Regions from separate parts of the Mus musculus genome. Here region 1 is linked to region 2. The links are chromatin loops, found by intact Hi-C in ENCODE. Cell type or tissue: left cerebral cortex. All regions are shown on one strand. Links, peaks and the distances in the headings refer to the core of each region. The heading gives the core; the rest is flanking DNA. Region 1 holds the start of Gm9805 (predicted gene 9805). Region 2 holds the start of Zfp945 (zinc finger protein 945).

The links. A loop is a pair of places that touch in the nucleus more often than their neighbours do. Peaks named below come from ENCODE experiments on the same cell type or tissue, not always from the same donor. Only the 100,000 strongest peaks of a DNase experiment are listed, where the experiment ranks them.
Region 1: it touches region 2 in a loop (7-fold over the local background); 2 of 42 quality-filtered maps call a loop at or near these places.

The regions. Positions count from the first base shown.
Region 1 is chr17:22,667,194-22,678,651 of GRCm38, forward strand. It overlaps Gm9805 (predicted gene 9805), which reads left to right and starts at 7,174. Exons shown (of 5, transcript NM_001377043.1): 1 at 7,174-7,331. In left cerebral cortex, for the core only: no CTCF peak of the experiment used is centred there; a DNase peak (open chromatin) is centred at 7,190; H3K4me3 peaks cover 294 bases.
Region 2 is chr17:22,856,460-22,867,917 of GRCm38, forward strand. It overlaps Zfp945 (zinc finger protein 945), which reads right to left and starts at 10,675. Exons shown (of 5, transcript NM_001110254.1): 1 at 10,522-10,675; 2 at 8,788-8,877; 3 at 5,047-5,102; 4 at 791-917. The coding sequence starts at 8,824. In left cerebral cortex, for the core only: no CTCF peak of the experiment used is centred there; no DNase peak of the experiment used is centred there.

The DNA.
Region 1 (11,458 bases), core at 5,768-8,267, 190 kb before region 2:
ACAGATTCAATGCAATCCCCATCAAAATTCCAACTCAATTCTTCAACGAATTAGAAAGGGCAATTGGCAGATTCATCTGGAATAACAAAAAACTGAGGATAACAAAAATTCTTCTCAAGGATAAAAGAACCTCTGGTGGAATTACCATGCCGGACCTAAAACTGTACTACAGAGCAATTGTGATCAAAACTGCATGGTACTGGTATAGTGACAGACAAGTAGACCAATGGAACAGAATTGAAGACCCAGAGATGAACCCACACACCTATGGTCACTTGATCTTTGACAAGGGAGCTAAAACCATCCAGTGGAAAAAAGACAGCATTTTCAACAAATGGTGCTTGCACAATTGGCTGTTATCATGTAGAAGATTGAGAACTGATACATTCCTATCTCCTTGTACTATGGTCAAATCTAAGTGGATTAAAGAACTCCACATAAAACCAGAGACACTGAAACTTATAGAGGAGAAAGTAGGGAAAAGCCTAAAAGATATGGGAACAGGGGAAAAATTCCTGAATAGAACAGCAATGGCTTGTGCTGTAAGATCGAGAATTGACAAATGGGACCTAATGAAACTCCAAAGTTTCTGCAAGGCAAAAGACACCGTCAATAAGACAAAAAGGCCACCAACAGATTGGGAAAGGATCTTTACCTATCCCAAATCGGATAGGGGACTAATATCCAATATATATAAATAACTCAAGAAGGTGGACTCCAGAAAATCAAATAACCCCATTAAAAAATGGGGATCAGCTGAACAAAGAATTCTCATCTGAGGAATAGCGAATGGCAGAGAAACACCTGAAAAAATGTTCAACATCCTTAATCATCAGGGAAATGCAAATCAAAACAACACTGAGATTCCAATTCACTCCAGTCAGAATGGCTAAGATCAAAAACCCAGGTGACAGCAGATGCTGGCGAGGATGTGGAGAAAGGGGAACACTCCTCCATTGTTGGTGGGATTGCAAGCTTGTACAACCACTCTGGAAATAAGTCTGGCGGTTCCTCAGAAAATTGGACATAGTACTACCGGAGGATCCCGCAATACCTCTCCTGGGCATATATCCAGAAGATGTCCCAACCGGTAAGAAGAACACATGCTCCACTATGTTCATAGCAGCCTTGTTTATAATAGCCAGAAGCTGGAAAGAACCCAGATGCCCCTCAACAGAGGAATGGATACAGAAAATGTGGTACATTTATACAATGGAATACTACTCAGCTATTAAAAAAATGAATTTATGAAATTCCTAGGCAAATTGATGGACCTGGAGGGTACCATCCTGAGTGAAGTAACCCAATCACAAAGGAACTAGCACAATATGTACTCACTGATAAGTGGATATTAGCCCAGAAACTTAGGATACCCAAGATATAAGATACAACTTGCCAAACGTATGAAATTCAAGAAGAACGAAGACCAAAGTGTGGACACTTTACCCTTTCTTAGAAATGGGAACAAAACACCCATGGAAGGAGTTACAGAGATAAAATTTGGAGCTGTGACGAAAGGATGGACCATCTAGTGATTGCCATATGCAGGGATCCATCCCATAATCAGCTTCCAAATGCTGACACCATTGCATACACTAGCAAGATTTTGCTGAAAGGATCCAGATATAGCTCTCTCTTGTGAGACTATGCCGGGGCCTAGCAAACACAGAAGTGGATGATCACAGTCAGCTATTGGATGGGTCACACGGCCCCCAACGGAGGAGCTAGAGAAATTACCCAAGGAGCTAAAGGGAACTGCAACCCTATAGGTGGAACAACAATATGAACTAACCAGTACCCGGGAGCTCTTGTCTTTAGCTGCATATGTATCAAAAGATGACCTAGTCGGCCATCACTGCAAAGAGAGGCCCATTGGACTTGCAAACTTTATATGCCCCAGTACAAGGGACGCCAGGGCCAAAAAGTGGGAGTGGGGGGTAGGGGATTGGGGGGGGTGGGTATGGGGGACCTTTGGGATAGCATTGAAAATGTAAACGAGGAAAATCCTAATTAAAAAAAAAAGAATAAAAAAAATGTTCAACTTCCTTAGTCATGAGGGAAATGCAAATCAAAACAACCCTGAGATTCCACCTCACACCGGTCACAGTGGATAAGATCAAAAACTCAGGTGACAGCAGATGCTGGCAAGGATATGAAGAAAGAGGAACACTCCTCCATTGCTAGTGAGATTGCAAGCTAGTACAACCACTCTGGAAATCAGTTTGGCAGTTCCTCAGAAAATTGGACATAGTATTACCAGAAGATCCTGCAATACCTCTCCTGGGCATATACCCAGAAGATGCTCTAACTTGTAATAAGGACACATGATCCACTATGTTCATAGCAGCCTTATTTATAACAGCCAGAAACTGGAAAGAACCAGTTGTCCCTCACAGAGAAATGGATACAGAAAATGTGGTACATTTGCACACTGGAGTACTACTCAACTATTAAAAACAATGAATTTATGAAACTTTTAGACAAATGGATGGATCTGGAGGATATCATCCTAAGTGTGGTAACCCAATCATAAAAGAACACACGTGATATGCACTCAGTGATAAGTGGATTTTAGCCCAGAAGCTCAGAATAGCCAAGATACAATTCGAAAAACACATGAAACTCAACAAGAAGGAAGACCAAAGTGTGGATAATTTGATCCTTCTTAGAAGGGGGAACAATACCAGAGCAGAGACTAAAGGAATGACCATCCAGAGACTTCCTCACCTGGGGATCCATCCCATAAACAACCACCAAACCCAGACACTATTGCAGATGCCAGCAAGAGCTTGCTGACAGGAGCCTGATAAAGCTGTCTCCTGAGAGGCTCTGCCAGTGCCTGACAAATAGAGAAGTGGATGCTCACAGCCAACCATTGAACAGAGCACAGGGTCCATAATGAAGGAGCTAGAGAAAGTACGCAAGGAGTTGAAGGGGTTTGCAGCCCCATAGGAGGAACAACAATATGAACTAACCAGTACACCCAAAGCTCCCATGGGACTAAACCACCAACCAAAGAAAACACATGGTGGGACTCATGGCTCCAGCTGCATATGTAGCAGAGGATGGCCTAGTTGGTCATCAATGGGAAGAGAGGCCCTTGGTCCTGTGAAGGTTCTATGCCCCAATATAGGGGAATGCCAGGGCCAAAAAATGGGAGTGGGTGTGTTAAGGAGCAGAGGGAGGGGGAGGGGAGAGGGGGTTTTGGAGGGGAAACTAGGAAAGGGATAACATTTGAAATGTAAATAAAGAAAATACCTAATTTAAAAAAAGAATAGTCAAGTAGATAGATGGATGGTTAATTAATTGAATTAATTAATAGAAAAGATACAGTCTCTGCCCTTGAGACTCTTACTATCTGGTTGAATAGGTCTCTTTGCATAGATTAGTGTAAGAACAACACATTTTTCAAAAGATTTGAAGTCTGATGTGGGGGAGCGAGGTGGCTCAGCTGTTAAGAGCACTGTCTACTCTTCCAGAGGACTTGGGTTCAATCCAGTCACCCACATGGCATCTCACAGTTCACAATCATCTAAGACTCCAGTCCCAGGGGATCCTTTCAGCTCTTATGGCCTCCAAAGACACCAGGAATGCATGTGGAGCACATAAATGCATACAGGCAAAACATTCTGCACATAAGCACAAAATAAAATAACTGAATAAAATAAAAGACATTTTTCTTTAACACCCAGCCAGAAAAAAAAAAAAAAGAAAATTGGACATAGTTTTACCTGAGGACCCAGCTAAACCACTCCTGGGCATATACCTAGAAGATGCTTCAACATGTAATAAGAACACATGCTCCACTCTGTTCATAGCAGCCTTACTTATAATATCCAGAAGTTGGAAAGAACCCAGATGTCCTTCAACAGAGGAATGGATACAGAAAATGTGGTACATTTACACAACGGAGTACTACTCAGCTATTAAAAACAATGATTCATGGAGTTATTAGGCAAATGGATGGAACTAGAAAATATCATTCTGACTGAGGTAAACCAATAATAAAAGAACACACATGGTATGTACTCACTGATGAGTGGATATTAGCCCAGAAGTTCGGAATACCCAAGATACAATTAACAGACCACATGAAGTTCATGAAGAAAGAATACCACAATTTGGATACTTCAGTCCTTCTTAGAAGTGGGAACAAAATACTCATTGATGGAAATACAGAGACAAAATTTGGAGCAAAGACTGAAAGAAAGGCCATCCAGTGACTGTCCCACCTGGGGATCCATCCCATATATCCTTACCAAACCCAGACACTATTGTGGATGTCAACAAGAGCTTACTGACAGGAGCCTAATATAGCTCTCTCCTGAGAGGCTCTGACAAATACAGAAGTGGGTGTTCACAGCCATCCATTGGATTGAGCACAGGGTCCCCAGTGGAGAAGCTAGAGAAAGGACACAAGGAGCTGAAGGGTTTTGTAGTTCTGTAGGAGGAACAATATGAACCAACCTTTTCCTCTAGAACTCCCAGAGACTAAACCACCAACCAAAGGATACACATGGAGGGACCCATGTCTCCAGTTGCATATGTAGCAGAGGATGGCCTTTTGGGATCATCAGCAAGAGGAGAGGCCCTTCTTGTGAAGGCCTGAGGCCCCAATGTAGGGAATGCCAGGACAGGGAAGTGGGATTGGGTGGGTCAGTGAGCAATGGGGGGAATGGGTTGGGGGGGGGGGGTGGGTTCAGAGTGGAAATGTGGAAAGGGATAAAATTTGCAATGTGAGTAAAGAAATATCTAATAAAAAATTTAAAAGTATAAAAAATTAATAAATATAACTCACTATACTACAATCTGGAAAAAAAAAAGACATGGTCATCTCACTACCTGCAGAAATGGCCTTTGACAAAATTGGGCATTCCTTCTCTGTAAAAGTCCTGTACAGATAAATGATATGAGGGAAATACCTAAACACAATACAGGCAGCTTACATCAAGCCTAGATCGATGATCAAGTTAAATGGAAAGAAACTCAAAGCAATTCCACTAAAATTAGGAACAAACTGAGGACATCCACTCTCTCCATATCTATTTAATAAAATAATTGAAGTGTTTTCTAGAGCAGTAAGACGATATTAAGATATTAAGAAGTTACAAATTACATTGGAAAGGAAGAAGTCAAAATACCCTTATTTCTAAATGAAATGATAATGTACATGTGACATAAAATTTTCTATCAGGGAAATTATATAACCCACAAGCCCTTTCCCCAAAATAGCTGAGTACAAAATTAATGCACAAAAATCAATAGACTTACTATACATGAAAAACAGACTAAGGGAATAAATCAGAAAAATCATATCACAATAGCTTCAAAAATATAAAGTATGTTGGTATTAACTTCATGCTGTTGAGGTTTAGTGTTTTGTTTATATTATAATGCTAAATAGTCGGCCCAGACCTCATTGCCTCTATGGATCAGAGAGTCTGCAGTTACCCAAGGGAAGCTCTGAAACCTTGCTCCCAAGTTATCCCTGACTGGAGAATAAAGGTGCCTAAGCCAATAGCTGGGCAGAAGAGAGATAGGCTTGGTGGGTGGGGAGGGGAATCAAAGAAGAACCATGGTTAAAAAAAAAGAAGGTGGAGGCTGAGGAAGCCATCATGGGTATTAGAAGTCTTAGAATAGTGGGTATATTGGCTGGCTAATTGGAGTTAAAAGCATCCAAGAGGAAACATGGCAAAATAAAATGGGATTAATAGCTGTGAAATAGACATTATCACAGCATATAGGACAGATATCTTCCCAGCTCTAGTGTTGATACATGCTTATTATAAAAATTGTATATGCCTTTTATCTGGGAACTGACGAATTAGAGGCCAGGTAGGAATCACGATTGGGATTAAATATTTTGCCCAACACTGCAGAAGCAAGTCAAAGACTTGAATAATAGCAAGTCTTTGAAGAAAAAATTGAAGATATTAGAATGTAAAATGATCTCCCCTGCTCATGGATCAGGAAGATTAACATTGTAAAACTGGCTATCCCACCAAAAGGAATCTACACATTCAATGCATTCCTTAGCCAAATTTCAGCTTATATATTACAGACAAGAGTGATAATGTGATGTGCCAGGCACTAATGCCCCTTTTCTTAAAAATTCATGCATTTCTATGCCCATTTTCTTTACCATCCTGATCCTGAACATGAATTCCCCATGCCTGGAATTTTACCTATTAAAAACTCATGACAGCATTTTATTTTTCTTGGCTATCAAAATTCTGTTGTGCTATCACTATATTTTCACTTACACAAACTGGGTCTTGTGCTGATCTTTCCAATCATATTATAGTTTTTAGGCTACAGAGAAATATTCTTGGAAAGCATTGGCATTATCTACTTTCTTTGCTATTGTAGACACAACAAGGTCCCTGGAATTTAACTTTATCCATGCTTTCCACCTGCCTTGATCTACTGCTTGCTCTTTCTACAGAGTGACCTTTGTCCCTGGAGCTCCCCAGAGAGCTTGCACAGCTCCCCTCTTACCATTCTCAGTTCCACCCCCCCCCCCGATTTTTTTTTAAGTCTACATTAACATTAGTCCTTCTTGTGTTTTATGTATGTTTTGAGACAGGTTTTGGGAGGGAGCTAGCCTTTTTTACTTATTTTTAGCGTTATGTATTTAAAATGGAACAAAAGAAGTCGGAACTCAGGCTGTTGGTTGTGTTTTCAGCCCAGGAGGCTTGTATTCCAAATATAAGAAGTGAGGCTGCCTATCGATTATTTGAGGGTTTAAGAGCTCACTATCACACATCAGGGTAGAACATCTTACCAGATTCAGTTCTGGCCTGGCTGGCAGAAAGCTTGGGGGGGGGGGGGGGGGGGGGGAGGCTGTGCAGAGCAGGTCCAGGGCAGCCCGGCAGGTGGTGGTGTATGGCAGGCAGCCTGAGACTGAGTGGGAAGGACCCAATTCCCTGGAGCAGGTTGAGGATAAGATAAGGGACCAGATCAAGAGAGTGGCAGCAGAAAACAAAAACAAAAACCAAACAAACAAACAAACAAAAAAACAAAAGGGTGAGTGGATAGTACAAAAATAATTAAGAAAGAGAATACGCCTGGAAAGGGGAACCACGTGGCCGGACCCGGGCTGTGGTGGGCGGGTCTAGGAGAGGGGCTCCAACGGTCCAGGCCAGAGTGACAGGAAAATCCACCATTCCTCTTGCTCAGTGAGTGGTCCCTAAACCCTAACTACAGGTACTAGTTCTCTCTGGATCGGAAAAGTCACCTCAGATGCAGTTCCCTGGTTGTGGCCCTGGGAGAGAGAGCCATCAGCAGCACAGCTGCAGGAATATAAGCCCGGGGACCCTGGAACCTCCCAGGTCAGAGGAGTTGCGGGGCTGGGAAACGGGCGGGATCGGTACAGGGCGGGTGTTTTCCCCAGCTGCTCTTAAGGACGTGCTCTCACAATTCTGTTGTGGATATCCTACCATTGTCGGGAAGTTGGAATCCTAAAAACTGGGGTTTATCGTGTTTTGTGGTTTTTGTTTTGTTATTTTTTTGTCGTCCCACCCCCCATTTATCCTACACTTCCGGAACATTCAGTCATAAAATAACTGGTAAAAAAAAAAAAAATCTGGTAGAGCAGTTGCATTATCTGCTGTTTGCCTTTGTATGCAAATCTCCTGGAACGTTAATTCATTCATGTCTTCTAATTCCCTTCTTTTACTAATTGCTTATTCAACAAAATTGCCTTTGGTCTTGGTTAAGAGGAATCCACAGACATACTTTTGTATATAATAATTATATGAGGAAACTACAGAGTTTATTTTATTTTATTTTATTTTATTTTATTTTATTTTATTTTATTTTATTTTATTTTATTTTATTTTGAGACAGGGGTTTCTCTGTGTAGACTTGGAACTCACTCTGTAGACCAGGCTGGCCTCGAACTCAGAAACTGACTTGCCTCTGCCTCCCAAGTACTGGGATTAAAGTTGTGCGTCACCACGCCCGGCCTATAGATTTTATTTAACCAGAAAATGTACTTTATCTAGCGTAACAGTTATTGATGTAAACATTAACATTTATAGGCAGACTTTTTAGTGGCTATGAATTTTTAATCAGAGTTGTATGCAATTTAGGATGGAAGTAAAACATTCAGAAACGTGTCTTCATATGCTGAGTATTTATGCTATACTTAGGTCCACACAAACACAGTACTGCCAAGTGAGTGTATCAGACCACACTATTTGTAGAATTAGAAAACCCACAGTAGATTAAAATAAAGTTTTACAAAGGATGTTTAAAATAATTATAATCACCTTTACCACAAATTGGCTCATTGCTTGAAGAAAAGCCCTCTGCCCTTACACATATAGCCAAACAGTTTTTTGTTTTGTTTTGTTTGTTTGGTTGGTTGGTTGGTTGCTTGGTTGGTTGTTTTGTTTTTAATTTCATGGTATGTTAACATACAGTGCTGTGATCATGGACTTCTCGTAGGAGGAGTTGGGAATGCCTAGACCCTGCTGACAGGGCTTTTTGCAGAGATCTCCCTTTGGACAAGTGCAACAGTCTGGTTTCTGTGGGTGACAATGGTTTTCTTGCAGTCTCCCCAGCTCCTCCCCAGGATTCCTGGGAGAATGACTCTGCTTGTGTCTGAGCTCTGTGTGAGTGAGTCTCACATCTTACAGAGTACATTCAAATCCTTACAGGAAAGGAGACAGTTTTAGTTGTGATATTTTCTCTCTTCCTCATATTTATCTGTTTGGAGGCGTCATATATTTTTGTTGCACGGAAATTTCTGGGTGCTTTCTGAAGACTCTTTGCCATATGCAGGTGTCCCACTCCTCAGGCTGGCCTGCTCACCTGTGAGTCTGAACCAAGAGCCCTGGGTGGTGAAGAGAAGAAGGTGTAGCAAAGGATCCAGGCATGTTAGAGAGAATGAGGAAGCCTTGGGCGTGGGCAGGCTCAACTGACAGTGGGAAGAGGACATGGAATTGGTTTCCACAGATTGTATTTCATTTCAGTTGTTTCTAAATAACTGTACTGAGACTAATGTCAGAATATTCCCAGTGTAGGTATTAGAGGACTCTGTGTATGAATAGATACACAGAGGCAAATGTAATTTAATTGGTTTGTATGTGAGGATGTTGTCCCCCTCCCATTCACATCACTGATCATATCTTCTTACCAATATTAAATATTTTCATTGTTGTAACTCTAATGTAATGTTTGATCAGAACAATTGATGCCTCTTGGTTCTTCCTGCTCTTACAGTTTTGGCACACTTAGGTCCTTTAAGTTGTTTTACTTTGGATGCTTAATTTCTCCATTTCCTAAAATTATTCCAGCAGGTTTTTGAAAAGATTTGTTTAATATCTCTGCATAGTATTAAACTCAGTCTACATTTCCTTTCCATTAATATCTGCTTTCATCTGTCTTCCTGTCAGCTGTCAATGTTTTGCCCTGCCGTAATTTTAATATATTTTGAAATCACCCTTTGGGTTTATCCTTCTCTCATAATTATTAAAATTCTCTTTTGTTTCTCATTTTATGAATATACAGAAGAAATTCTCTATATTTCAAAATGTCAGTATGATTTTGTAAGGAGGCTGTACACAGCAGGTCCAAACAGCCTGAGGCTATATGGCAGCCTGCCTGATTCTGAGTGGGAAGGACTAGTGGGGGTGGAAATATTATCAGCACCAGGAGGGTGAAGGGGAAAGAAAGTAGCTAGATGGACTCTGTGAAGGTGATTAAGGAAGTGAATGTCCTGGCCTGAAAGAGTTTAGAGCTTTGATATTTCTGGAACCTGGCTGTGATGGGCAGTTCTAGGAGAGCTGCTCCAAAGATCTAGGTCAGAGTGACAGGACAATCCACCAATCCCTTCACTACCCGAGGGAGCCTTGCATTCCCTAACCATAGACAAGAGTCACCTGTCAGCAGAGCAGAGGCAGGAACCAAAGCCCAGGGGCCCTGGAACCTCCTGTGTCAGAGGAGCTGAGAGGCTGAGAAAGGGGTGGAAGAGGAGCAGGGGGTGTGTTTTTCAGCAGCTGCTTTTAAGGATGGACGCCTCTCTTAAAATTCTGTTGTGGCTATATATCATTGTTGGTAAGTTGGAGATCCTATTGAACTTGGGCTTATCGTGATTTGTTCCATTTATCATATGGTTTCCATTTGTTCCATTGTCTCATAGGTCATTTGCAGTATGTGTAGTTTGCACAAGGGGCACTCTTGGCTACAGCAATTACAAAGCTCAAATTCAACTTCATCCATGCATTCTTACTTCCCTGAACCACCATTTGACTATTCAAGAGAATTCCCTTTGGCCTGGGAAATAGGGATCCTCAACTTTGTAGACAATAGTAATCTCTAAGGAACCAGTGTAGTTTTGGTTGAATCAGAAAGGAAGGGTCCAGCGTGAATCTGGCCATGAATAGAGAGGGGACTTGGAGGTGGATTGTGAGAGAAAGGAGGAGAAGGGAAGAGGAGAGGCAAGAGAAGAAGTAGGAGCCAAGAAAGCACATAGCCAAAGATGTACTCTTTGATATTATTTGATTTTGCACCCCATGAAAATATACTGAGGTGAATATTTTACATATCAAAGCAGACCTGACCTTCAGGTTCTTCAGCATCTTTCAATCCCTACCTGGTAACCCTTGCCTCCATCTCCTCCTCTCCCCCCTCCCCCCTCCCCCAGCCCCAAACTTTCCAGCCCTTGAGCTTGGTTGCTCTTCCCCCAGAGACTTTTCCCTACATAATCCAGACATTTAGTTCAATCTCCGCCCCCTTTCTCTCTTTCTCTTCTCTTTTCTCTCTGTGTCCCTCCTTTTACTCCCCCCCCCCACCTCGCATTGGGCACTCTCATGGCCTCAATCCTTTGTCCCAGTGAACTTGCCCAAGACCAGCTTCCCAATAAACCTGCCTTTACTATATTCTAATCTGGCTTGAATTGGCTCACTTCTCTGTAGGAGAAATAATGTATCAGATATATTAATGGGCACTAGAGTAAGCCATTTATCTGGAGTTTCTTTGAGACCTAATAAGGTCTTGGCCAGCCCAGTATACATGCTGTGAGAGGATAATATCTGGCCAAGCTATTTTTTTATAGCTAGAAAACTTACTATATGTTAACAAAATTAAAAGGCAGTTTTGAATAATTATGATTGTTCACTTACATCAGAAAAATGTATTTGGTTCAAGAAAAGCACTGTATCCATGCACTTGTGACCAGACTGCTGTGTTTTTATTTCATAATTTGTTGACATTGAGTTTTGTGACTGTGGATTTCTTGTAGGAGTGGGAATTCTTAGACCCAGCAGTCAGAGCTTTTTTCAGAAACCTTTTGGAGAAGTGCAACAGTCTGGATTCTGTGTCAGAAACTTTTTCTTTTTTTTTGTCTTCCTTGCTCTTCTTCAGAGTTCCTGGGAAAACAACTATGCATGTGCGTGAACTCTCTGTGAATGAATCAAACATCTCATAGAGTAAAGTGAAATCCTCAGAGAAA
Region 2 (11,458 bases), core at 4,783-7,282:
AAGGAGGATTGTGGAGAGTTGGGGGAAGGACTGAGGGACCCAGAGAGGATAGAGACTCCATATACATATCAACACAGTCAACTATTCTGGAACGTTGGGAGCTCCCAGAGATGAAAAACCACCATCCAATGAGCATATGTGGGCTGGACAATGCTCCCTCCATATGTAGCAGATATGAAGCCTGGTCTTCATGCCAGGGCACTCCAACAACTAGAAGGGGGGCTGACCCTGACTTTGTTATCTCCACGTGGATCCGGTTTCTCCTAACTGTGCTGCACTGTCTGGGAGAGGATATGCTGTCCTGTAGTTATTTGATATGTCAGGGTGGGTTGGTAACCAGGGGGGTACCTTCTTCTTCTCAGAGGACAGGGTACCGTGTGAAGGAGGCAATGGGTGGAGAAAAGTCTGTGATCGGGATGTAAAGCAAATAAAAAACTTAAAACATAAATTAGAAAAACTTTAAATAAATGAAAACGTTAACGTAATAGTAAGTTTAAAATAGTTCCATTATTATGTATATAGTAATATATTTCTATGCATTGAACATTCAATTTTCTTTGAATTTTGAAGTTTTGATTAAAAGCTAGATAACAGATTACAAAGAACATACTACTGGTTACTCTTCCAGAGAATGGAGAGAAATGTAAAGGAAACACCATGAAAAAGTTATGTTGGTAAGTAGAATTTCTCTTATTCTGGGAGTCTCTAGACATTTCAGAGAGTTTACATTATCACAAAGTAGGTAAATTCAAAGGATGAAATTGGAATTCTACAGGAAGAGTATTCTTACCCACAAAGAGTAGATTGTTGTAATTCTCTAGCATCACATCCATGTACAATGCCCTCTGAGCACAGTCAAGACATTCCCATTCCTCCTGTGAGAAGTCAACAGCCACTTCCTTGAATGTTAACAGTTCCTATAATAAAAAATTACCTATTTACCATGTGGTGCTAGACAAAAATGCTTTTCTAGGTAAAAAAGATATAAAGAACAAGATATTTTGTGATATCGATGAGTCATGGCAAGCATTTAAGAACAAACCTTTTCTAGAAATCCTGCAGATATGTCAGAACTTAAACATTGCTACTCTTCTATAGACAATATATGGAATGATTTATTATTGTTCACATTCCATGTGATCCAGTCCTCTTTTCTGAACTCTACAGGCTGGAGGCCATCATAACATACATGCACATATTTGGACATATATGCTGAAATACATTAAATTAAATTACAATTTATATGCAATAAAAGATAGTTTTTAAAATACTCATAGTCTTTATTGTATTTTTCTATCTCATTGAAAACAGGAAGGGCATGATAGCCTTAAAGTCAGCAAATGTTTAGGGAATATAAGAAACACATTTGAGGTCTAGATGCAAGAATGTACCTTTATGAAGTATATGCTGATATCAAACAGCATTATTATGTCAGTTATTAATGTCATAAATGGTAAAGTTATGGTGAGAAAAACTATGTTTCCAAATTCTACCAGTGTCAATTTTGGTCAAATATGGACACTAGAACAATACTGTTTGCAGCTGGATCTCACCTGACTCTATTCTAAAATGCTCTGTTGACATCTTGAGGCCTAGGCACAATGCTACAACCTTTCAAGAACAAAAAAAGACTGAATATGGAATGCAGAATGTTTGGTGAATTAAGTCAGAGTTTTCTTTTTAAGCAGTAGAGAATGTAACATCAGGATACATATCCAATATTCCAAACAACACATTCAGTCAACTACTTTACGAATTTATTTTCTGGGAATATATCACAACTACAACATAAATAGAAAAATCAGCACTAGACAACAGTGAAATCATTCACATTTTTCTAAACGATGACATAAAAAATACAGATATTAACAATTTCATAAGTTCCATGATCTTTCACTACAGAATTATTAGCTATTATCTGTAAATAAATGGTATATGTGACAATAGATGTAGATAAGCTATTTTTGATCAAATTAAGTTTTAAACTGAGAATCTTGTATGAATTTTTAATACATTTTTTTTTTGCTCATGAGATTGACTGAATTGAAATTTGAATCTTCCTGTACTGGCTGGTTTTGTGTCAACTTGACACAGCTGGAGTTATCACAGAGAAAGGAGCTTCAGTTGAGGAAATGCCTCCATGAGATCCAACTGTAAGGCATTTTCTCAATTAGTGATCAAGGGGGGAGGTCCCCTTGTGGGTGGGACCATCCCTGGGCTGGTAGTCTTGGTTCTATAAGAGAGCAGGCTGAGCAAGGCAGAGGACGCAAACCAGTAAGGAACATCCCTCCATGGCCTCTGCATCAGCTCCTGCTTCCTGATCTGCTTGAGTTCCAGTCCTGACTTCCTTTGGTGACGAACAGCAGTATGGAAGTGTAAGCCGAATAAACCCTTTCCTCTCCAACTGCTTCTTGGTCATGATGTTTGTGCAGGAATAGAAACCCTGACTAAGACACTTCCAATTCAACTTTATTTTCTTTCCTTCAGTATTTGAGCTCATTTGTCTAACATAATTGTCAGTTACATAGATAAATATTAACTATAATTCTTCCTTTGCTTTTCAAAAACTAGACCACACAAAGTTATATAGTACCTCTGTGACAAATGTGCATTGGAATGTAAAACTACAGCCTGGAGAAATGACTTAGAGGCAAAGGATCTTACTATTTCTCCATAGAATCCTGATTCAATTCTTTCTACACACATGGCAAGTCACTACAATGCTTGACTTCAGCTCCAGTGGTTTGGTGCTGAATACAGGGACCTAGGGGTATAATAGCTCATGCAGTATACATAAAAAATACAGATGAACAGTCTTATACTTAAATAAAATATTATTATAAAGGAAAATAGAAACCTCATTATATTGCTTTGAATTTTCCCCTATATAATATATAGATTCTAAAAGAGGAAAAATACAGGTGAAGTGAGTATTCTTCCTCTTAAAGAAATTAAGAGAATAAATTAAGAAGAACATCTATTTATGGTTGAAAATTGATGGCGTATGCACAGCAATACTCTCTAGACGATTTTTACTAATAGAGTCCACATGATGTAAAGTTGGAGACAATAGTGCTTATGCCAAATCTAAAAAATGAAATAAAGTTAAATAGAGAAAATAATCATCTGTCCTTAATCATCAGAGAAATGCAAATCAAAACAACCCTGAGATTCCATCTCACACCAGTCAGAATGGCTAAGATCAAAAATTGAGGTGACAGCAGATGCTGGCGAGGATGTAGAGAAAGAGGAACACTCCTACATTGTTGGTGGGATTGCAAGCTTGTACAACCACTCTGGATATCAGTTTGGCGGTTCCTCAGAAAATTGGACATAGTACTACCGGAGGATCCTGCAATACCTCTCCTGGGCATATATCCAGAAGATGTCCCAACCGGTAAGAAGGACACATGCTCCACTATGTTCATAGCAGCCTTGTTTATAATAGCCAGAAGCTGGAAAGAACCCAGATGCCCCTCAACAGAGGAATGGATACAAAAAATGTGGTACATTTACACAATGGAGTACTACTCAGCTATTAAAAAGAATGAATTTATGAAATTCCTAGGCAAATGGTTGGACCTGGAGGGCATCATCCTGAGTGAGGTAACACAATCACAAAAGAACTCAAATGATATGTACTCACTGATAAGTGGATATTAGCCCAGAAACTTAGTATACTTGAGATATAAGATACAATTTGCAAAACACATGAAACTGAAGAAGAACGAAGACCAAAGTGTGGACACTTTGCCCCTTCTTAGAATTGGAAACAATCACCCAAGGAAGGAGTTAGAGACAAAGTTTGGAGCTGAGACAAAAGGATGGATCATCTATAGACTGCCATATCCAGGGATCCATCCCATAATTAGCCTCCAAACGATGACACCATTGCATACACTAGCAAGCGTTTGCTGCAAGGACCGTGATATAGCTGTCTCTTGTGAGACTAGGCTGGGGCCTAGCAAACACAGAAGTGGATGCTCACAGTCAGCTATTGGATGGATCACAGGGCCCCCAATGGAGGAGCTAGAGAAAGTATCCAAGGAGCTAAAGAGATCTGCAACCCTGTAGGCGCAACATTATGAACTAACCAGTACCCCGGAGCTCTTGACTCTAGCTGCATATGTATCAAAAGATGGCCTAGTCGGCCATCACTGGAAAGAGAGGCCCATTCGACACGCAAACTGTATATGCCCCAGTACAGGGGAACGCCAGGGCCGAAAAATGGGAATGGGTGGGTAGGGAAGTGGGGGGAAGGATGTGGGGGACTTTTGGGATAGCATTGGAAATGTAATTGAGGAAAATACGTAATAAAAAATATTAAAGAAATAAAAAAATTAAAACTTACCATTGAGCATAGAGCAGGACCTTTCTTGAAATAAATAGATTTCTAGCATCAACCCACCCATGATCACTGTGTAACAAGCATAAGATGCCTAAGAAAGACACCATAATACTGCAACCTTCATCACCTCACAGATAAATCAATGTTATGGAAGAGTAATCAAAATATTCCTTCCATCATCTGTTCCTCTAGGGAGCTGCAATGTTTACTATTAGGATTAAAGACAGATCGTCATACTTATAATTCTACTCTTCCATATATTGTTCAATGATGTCTATATATTTGTGCATCATTCATAAACCTATTTCTAGAAACATGACCATTCCTGAAAAGAAATTTATGTGGCACAAGAGACTTTCCTTCCTCAACAATATACAAGGATACAAGTGTATCATATGTAGAAATCCCCATCAATATATTCTTTGAGCATCATTTAGAATAGACAATTTTCAGAATTCCAGGTCTAAAGTCCATGGAAATTTATGTCCTCACAGTATAAAATCCAGCTTAAATACAATGGGAAAAGGCTGTGCTATATAAGTGAAAGATCTAAAGACATAATTTTGACTATCAGGAAAAAGGGAGAATAAATCATTGAAAATACACTTTAGATAACATTACCAGATGTAAAGAATTAAAGTCTTGAATGAGTTCAATAATAAAAATGACTTTCAAAGAAAGGTGAATAGGACACTGACCTGGGGAGCATTTACCAAAGAAGCTGTCATTCTTCTTATTGCTCTTTTCCAAGTTTCTGTCTCAGGAACAAACATAGGAATTCTTAAAATTTCTTATCAAGGTGCCAAAACTACAAAGCTAAAATTAATGTAACTCTTCTACAAACAATGCCAAGCATAGATGCAAGAACCAAAATGATAACAGAAAACTTGACTACAACTTGAGGGTTTTTTTTTTTTTTCTAACCTCAGCTGCCACCAGGATAATATAGAACACGCATATGTGGCGCGAAACACTATTACTCTGAGTTATTACTGGAAGCTTCTCTTGCAGGGACTGGAGTCATAGCCAAATGGCTGGTGGGTACCTAGGTTAAAACGTAATTTCATTAGTCATCATACTAGAAAACAGTATCTGATTTTTCAGTCACATTTCATAAAATTTCATTTTACCTTGTAGATATAGTACATTTCTTTTCCATGTGTGCCCTGTTGTCTTGAATAAGAAACAGATCCTTTATTTGCCAAATACCATGGTATTTTTTTGTCAAAATAATTGTCATAATATCAAGTTACAGGAACATCATCACCTACAAAGGCTTTACATTCATACCGAGGTAAAAATGTATCTTTCAAATTTATTCATCCAATCCATGTGAACCTGTTTTCTAAGTTACACGCACATCTTTGTGTGAGAATATTGATCACCTAAAATCCTGTTCAACTGTCTGCAGTTAGGTCTCACTGCTTAACTATTCTAATATGCTCAGTTGAGCTCCTGAGGCCTAGATACAATGCTGTACCTTTTCTAGAAAAAAGGAGGTAGAGTCTGAAATGAAGAGTGCATGCAAGCCAGAGGTTTTTTTGGATCAAGCTGGCATGGAGCTCAGAGATCCAACTGCCTCAGCCTCCTCAGTGCGTGTGCACCTCCATTCCCAGCTACACAACAGATTTTAAGTCTAGTTCCATGGGATCCAGTCCTCTACTCTGAACTCTACAGGCATGAGGACTACATAGCACACATGCATATATTTAGGCAAATATACTAACACACATAAATAAAAGGAAAATATAATTTTAATAAAATTTATCTTTTTAAAAATAGTTATATATTGCATCTTCTTTTCTCTCTAAAGCAGGATGATATGATAGTCTCATAATCAGCAAAGGTTCAGGGAATATAAGGTAAACACTTGAGTTCTAGATGCAGGAATGTACATCTAAGAACTCTATGTTGATCTCAAATAGGATACCAGTGTCACATCTCAGATGGTAAATTACAGTGATTAAAACTGTGCTTCCAAATTCTACAGCTGTCAGCCTTGTTTTTTTTTTTTTCCTTGAAACAGTAAGGAGTATAACATCAGTGCATACATAGAACATGACAAACAACACATAGAATGAAATACATTATGCCATCATTTTATAACAATATCTAACAACCATGAAGTAAACAGAAAAGTTAGCATTAATATTATCTAAGTTTTCTAAAAGGTGACAGAGCCACTACAGATAGATAAAAATTTCAGTAATTCCATGAGATTTCACTACAAAATAGTTAGAAATATCTATCTAAATAAATGCATATATGACAATGCATTCAGATGAAGGAGAGTTTCTATGATTGAAACAAATGTACTAAGTTGTGTAGGAATTATACTAACTCTTCATTAATTATGAATATTATTGCTCAATTGGAAATCTGAATCTTTTGATTTCAAGCTCTAATTTTTTCTTCACCTTTTGAGCTCAATCATCTAACATGATTTTAGGTTGCATAGGTAAATATCATTGATGACTCTTCCTTCATTTTTCAATAAAATAGAACTCAGTGTTAAATTCTGGCTCCATTGTGAAAGAGCACCAGAAATTTAAATGTAGGGGCTGGAGTAATCTCTCTAGGGCAAAAGGGTACTCACTGTTTCTGAATAGAAATAATCTAATTCTCTCTACACACAAGGCAACTTATGATTGTGTGTGTCTCCTGTGCCATGGGTTTAATAACTATATCAGGGCTCAATGGGCTTCATAAATAAATACAGTGCACATAAAAAATGCAGATGTATACTCCCACACTTAAATAATATTTTAAAGAAATAACTGGAAGTCTGTCTAATAAAACCTCTCTTGAAATTCTCTACCTATATAAAACATAGCTACAGGGAAAGGAAAAACATGGAGTAGGGTAGCCTTCCACCTCCGAAAGATAAGAAGAGAACAAAGTAATTAGAAGAGACATTAATTAATGCTTTCAAATGGATGGCTTGTGCACTATATCAAGCAGTATCTCTAGAAAATTTGTACTAATATAATCCACATGACACAACATATGTGGGGATGTCAGTGTTACCTTATGCAGGGCTATGGAAAGTCATACATGAATGAATCAGAATTGAAGAAGAAATGATGAGTTCCTAGAAACAAGTGAATAAATCAACCTCCTACATCATATAACTAGAACCCGCATCAAGCAGGTGCTGATACTGAAGCAGGGAGTTTTCTCTAACAGCATCTGAGGACGGGACTATACGGAATTCTCCTTTCCTAAAGCAAACCTTAGGAGATCTGCCTAAAGGAGATTATTACCTAAAACACAAAGAAGAGGAACACTAGAAAGTCATCATACAAAGCTGGCTTTACTTCAATGCCCAAAGCGGAGGAGCTCAAACCACTGTATGCAAAAAAAAAAAAAAAAGACAGACCAGCTTTTAGGATCTACATAGACATGGTCTCTATATTACACAGAAATGGAAGCAAAGGTGAGTTCGCATCAAGAATGCAAGACTATTTTAACACCTACGAACTAATCAATGTCAGACTCTAAAGATGTAAAGTCAGTGAGAAAAGAAAAATGACTATGTCAAGAGACACATGAAAGCTCTGTAATAATGCGACATTTGCTGAATATAAAAGCCCTCAAGAATGTGAGAACAGATGAAACATACGTCAGGAACAGAGGCACAGCTAATGCAAAGAGTATAAAACAAAGGACAAGTGGAATTACTGTGCTCTAATCAGAACTAACTCAGAGCATACTCAGTACACAATTCAAGGTCGGAGACATGCTTAAAGAGGACAATATAAGATAGGCAGAAAAAAGTCGACCTTCTTGAGAGAAAAAAACAAAACAAACAAACACCTCAGATTAGACTATTCACACTGTCTACAAATGTCTTGGACAGCCTGGTGGTTGCATTCATGGTGTCAAAAACTGCTCTGCAGACTGGGGCTGGGGACAGAGGTATCAATGTCCATACCCAGCTATAGATCCTGTGTGCTCCAATCTCAATCTGCCATGCAAGGCCATGTCCACTGGTACCATAGTGCTAAGATAACTTGTGGGTACAGAAGGCTTTCTGGTTCAATCTGAGGCCAACTCCATATGGGGGATGGAGTGTATGTGTGTGAAATACATGGGTTATAGTGGAAACCTCAGGCCCTAGAAGAAAATTCACTTCTGACATTTGCTACATGTTCAAATAGCTTGGTCACATAGATAGCTTGGTGCTGCTTTCAGTCTATGTCAGAGAAACTTGTTAATGGGCAACAGTTAATTCAGAGATCCATAGCTAATTAAATACTGAAAAAAACTGTTCACTGTACAACCTATAAGGAAAAATCCATTTTAAAACATCTAATATTATTCTCAATGAAAATTTCCTGAATGCTTAATGAAATAGAATCTGGAAAAACCAATGTCACATTCTCTTTTTATTGTCACTTAAGGCCCACCTCACCCCTTGTTCAGTTCCTCTAACATACCTGGATTCTTTACTATAGTCTCCTCTCTCTTCACCATCCAGGGTTCTTAGTTGATTCACTGGTGAGCAGATCTGGCTGAGCAGTGGGGACCTGCATGTGGAGAAGAGAGTCTTCAGAAAGCACCTGGAACTTTTCATGCCACAAAAATGAAAGATGCTGACACCTCCCAAGAGGATAAACATGAAGGAAAGAGAAAATAACATGAAAAAATGTCTCTTTTCTCTGAGGATTTTACTCTGTTCTATGAGGTGTGAGACTCATTCACACACAGTTCACACATATGCCGAAGAGTCCTTTTCCCAGGAACCCCAAGGAAGACTCCAAGAAAACTACTGTGACTCACAGAATCCAAACTGATGCACTTTTCCAAAAGGAGGTCTCTGAAAAAAAGCCCTGACTGCAGGGTCTAGGTAAGAAGTCCATAGTCACAGAATTCAATATCAACAGACCATGAAATAATGAACAGTTTGGCCACATGTGCTTTTCTTGAACTAAGGAGACACGTTTCTGATGTAAGTGAGCAATCATAATTATTCAAAAAGGGCTTTCTAATTTTATTTAATTTAGAGTGAGTTTTCTATCTATAACAATAAGGTGGCTTGACATTGCCCTTCCACAGCATGCATGCTGGTCTGGCCTTGTTAGATATCAAAGGAGCTTAGGAAAAATGGCTAACTGAGGTGCCTATTAATATATCATAGTGGACATCTTTGGATAACTGTTTCCTTGGCACCTGTTTCCTCTCTTGGGAGCCTCCTATTCCCTAACTCCCCCTTTCAACCCCCCAAGTCACGGCCAGGTTAAGTTTGGACCCTTCCAGATACCTCTGTTCTCTCATACTGTGAAGCCCAAAATTAACATGTAAGCACTACCTACCCAAGAACCAAATAACTTCCTAAAATGCTGGGAGTTGTAGTTCTTGGAAAAGTAACAAACTCTCATGGGAATGTATGCAGGTTTGTCTTTATAAACTCCTGTAGCATGAGGCCAAAGTCCATAGCTTGGTCAGTATTTAATATTTAATAATACTTGCCCAAATGGTGGTACTGATTTGTCTCAGGCAAATCTCAGGATTAACATAACTTACAATAAATTTTCTCCTCAACCATACCTTAGAGCAGTCACGTCCTCAGTTTTCAGTTGTAACTCAACATATAAAGACACATTTCTGACTGCAGTATTTACATCACAGAGTGTGCACATCTAAGATGGAAACCAAAACCAAAACCAAAGCAAAACGGGGAGTAAAGCTTTGCCCAGTAATATTTAAAGTTCACAGCTCTAACTATGGTGCTTAGTCATGTATATTTTCTGACTCAATCAAATCTCAACTGGTTCTTCAGATGACTAATATCTGCAAAACTCTCCGAGGATGCCCATTCTCCGGGCCAATGGCCACTCTCTTGAATAGGAAATGGTGGAACAGGGGTGTTAAGAAAGCATGAGTGAATTTGAATTCGAGGAGCTTTGTAACTGCTGGAGCAAAGAGAGCTCTGCGTGCGAACTGCAGATTCTGCAAATGCTCTACGAGATTATTTTCGGAAAATATTCTGGCAACCATAAGATAAACGAAAACATCACGATAAACCCCCAGTTCATAGGATCTCAAACTTCCCGACAACGCTAAGATAACCATGGCAGAATTATGAAAGCGGCGTCCTTAAGAGCCGCGGAGGAAAACACACCCCTGCTTCTCCGCTCCCACCCTTTTCCCAGCCCCCCAGCCCCTCTGACCTGGGAGGTTCCCGCTGCCGGGCTGCTGACGCTTCCAAAATGCTCCCAGAGGCACCTGAGTCTTAAGGAAGTTTTCGGGTACCCTAATACACGGCCGGGTTCTTCCAACCCCACTTCCAGACCGTGCGGCTCCCTGAGTTCTTCAGGGAAAGGTGGAATTTCCTGTCACTCACGCTTGTTTTCTTAGAGAAGCTCCTCCTGTACCCGCCCAACATAGCCCACTTCCGGTTATGCGATTCCTTTAAACCCGCTTACTATAGGCCTGTTTTACTTTAATTTACTTTACTTCCCAGCTGGTTTTGTTTTGCCCCACCCCCACCCCCCTAAATCATCTGCTCAGACAGGGGTGTCCACCCATCAGGAACAGCTCCTCCCACTCAGTTTTGGGCAGCCTGCCACACAGCTCCAGCTGCCAGACCTGGACTTGCTCTTTGCTCTCATCATCCCCTATACTTGTTGCCAGGCTTGACCAGAATTGGATCAAATAGGATGATGCACCCAGTATCTGACCTCCAACATGGGTTCTGATCCCATCAGATATGTTATTCTAACTTCCCCTCCTTGGAATACCAGCACACACACACACACACACACACACACACACACAGAGGAGTAAATTCTGATGCTCACTCAGATCCTTTTCCCAAAACAAAATAAAACAAAAATTGAACGTTGTTGCCTCTAAACACTAATCATATCTGTATCCCCTAAGGAAAGGAGCTTAAATATCCAATATACAGAACTGAAAACCAGAGTCATGTTCAAGAAGGTCAAAGTTTGTAAAGTATGTTAATAAACTCAAAATAGGAACAAAATGGTTGTGGGCAACAAAACAATAGCAAATGCCTGAAGGAAGTAGTGACAATATAGAATATGCAAACTGAATTTAATAAGTAGTGCACACTGTAATTCCCCACTCCCTACAATTCTGGCCCAT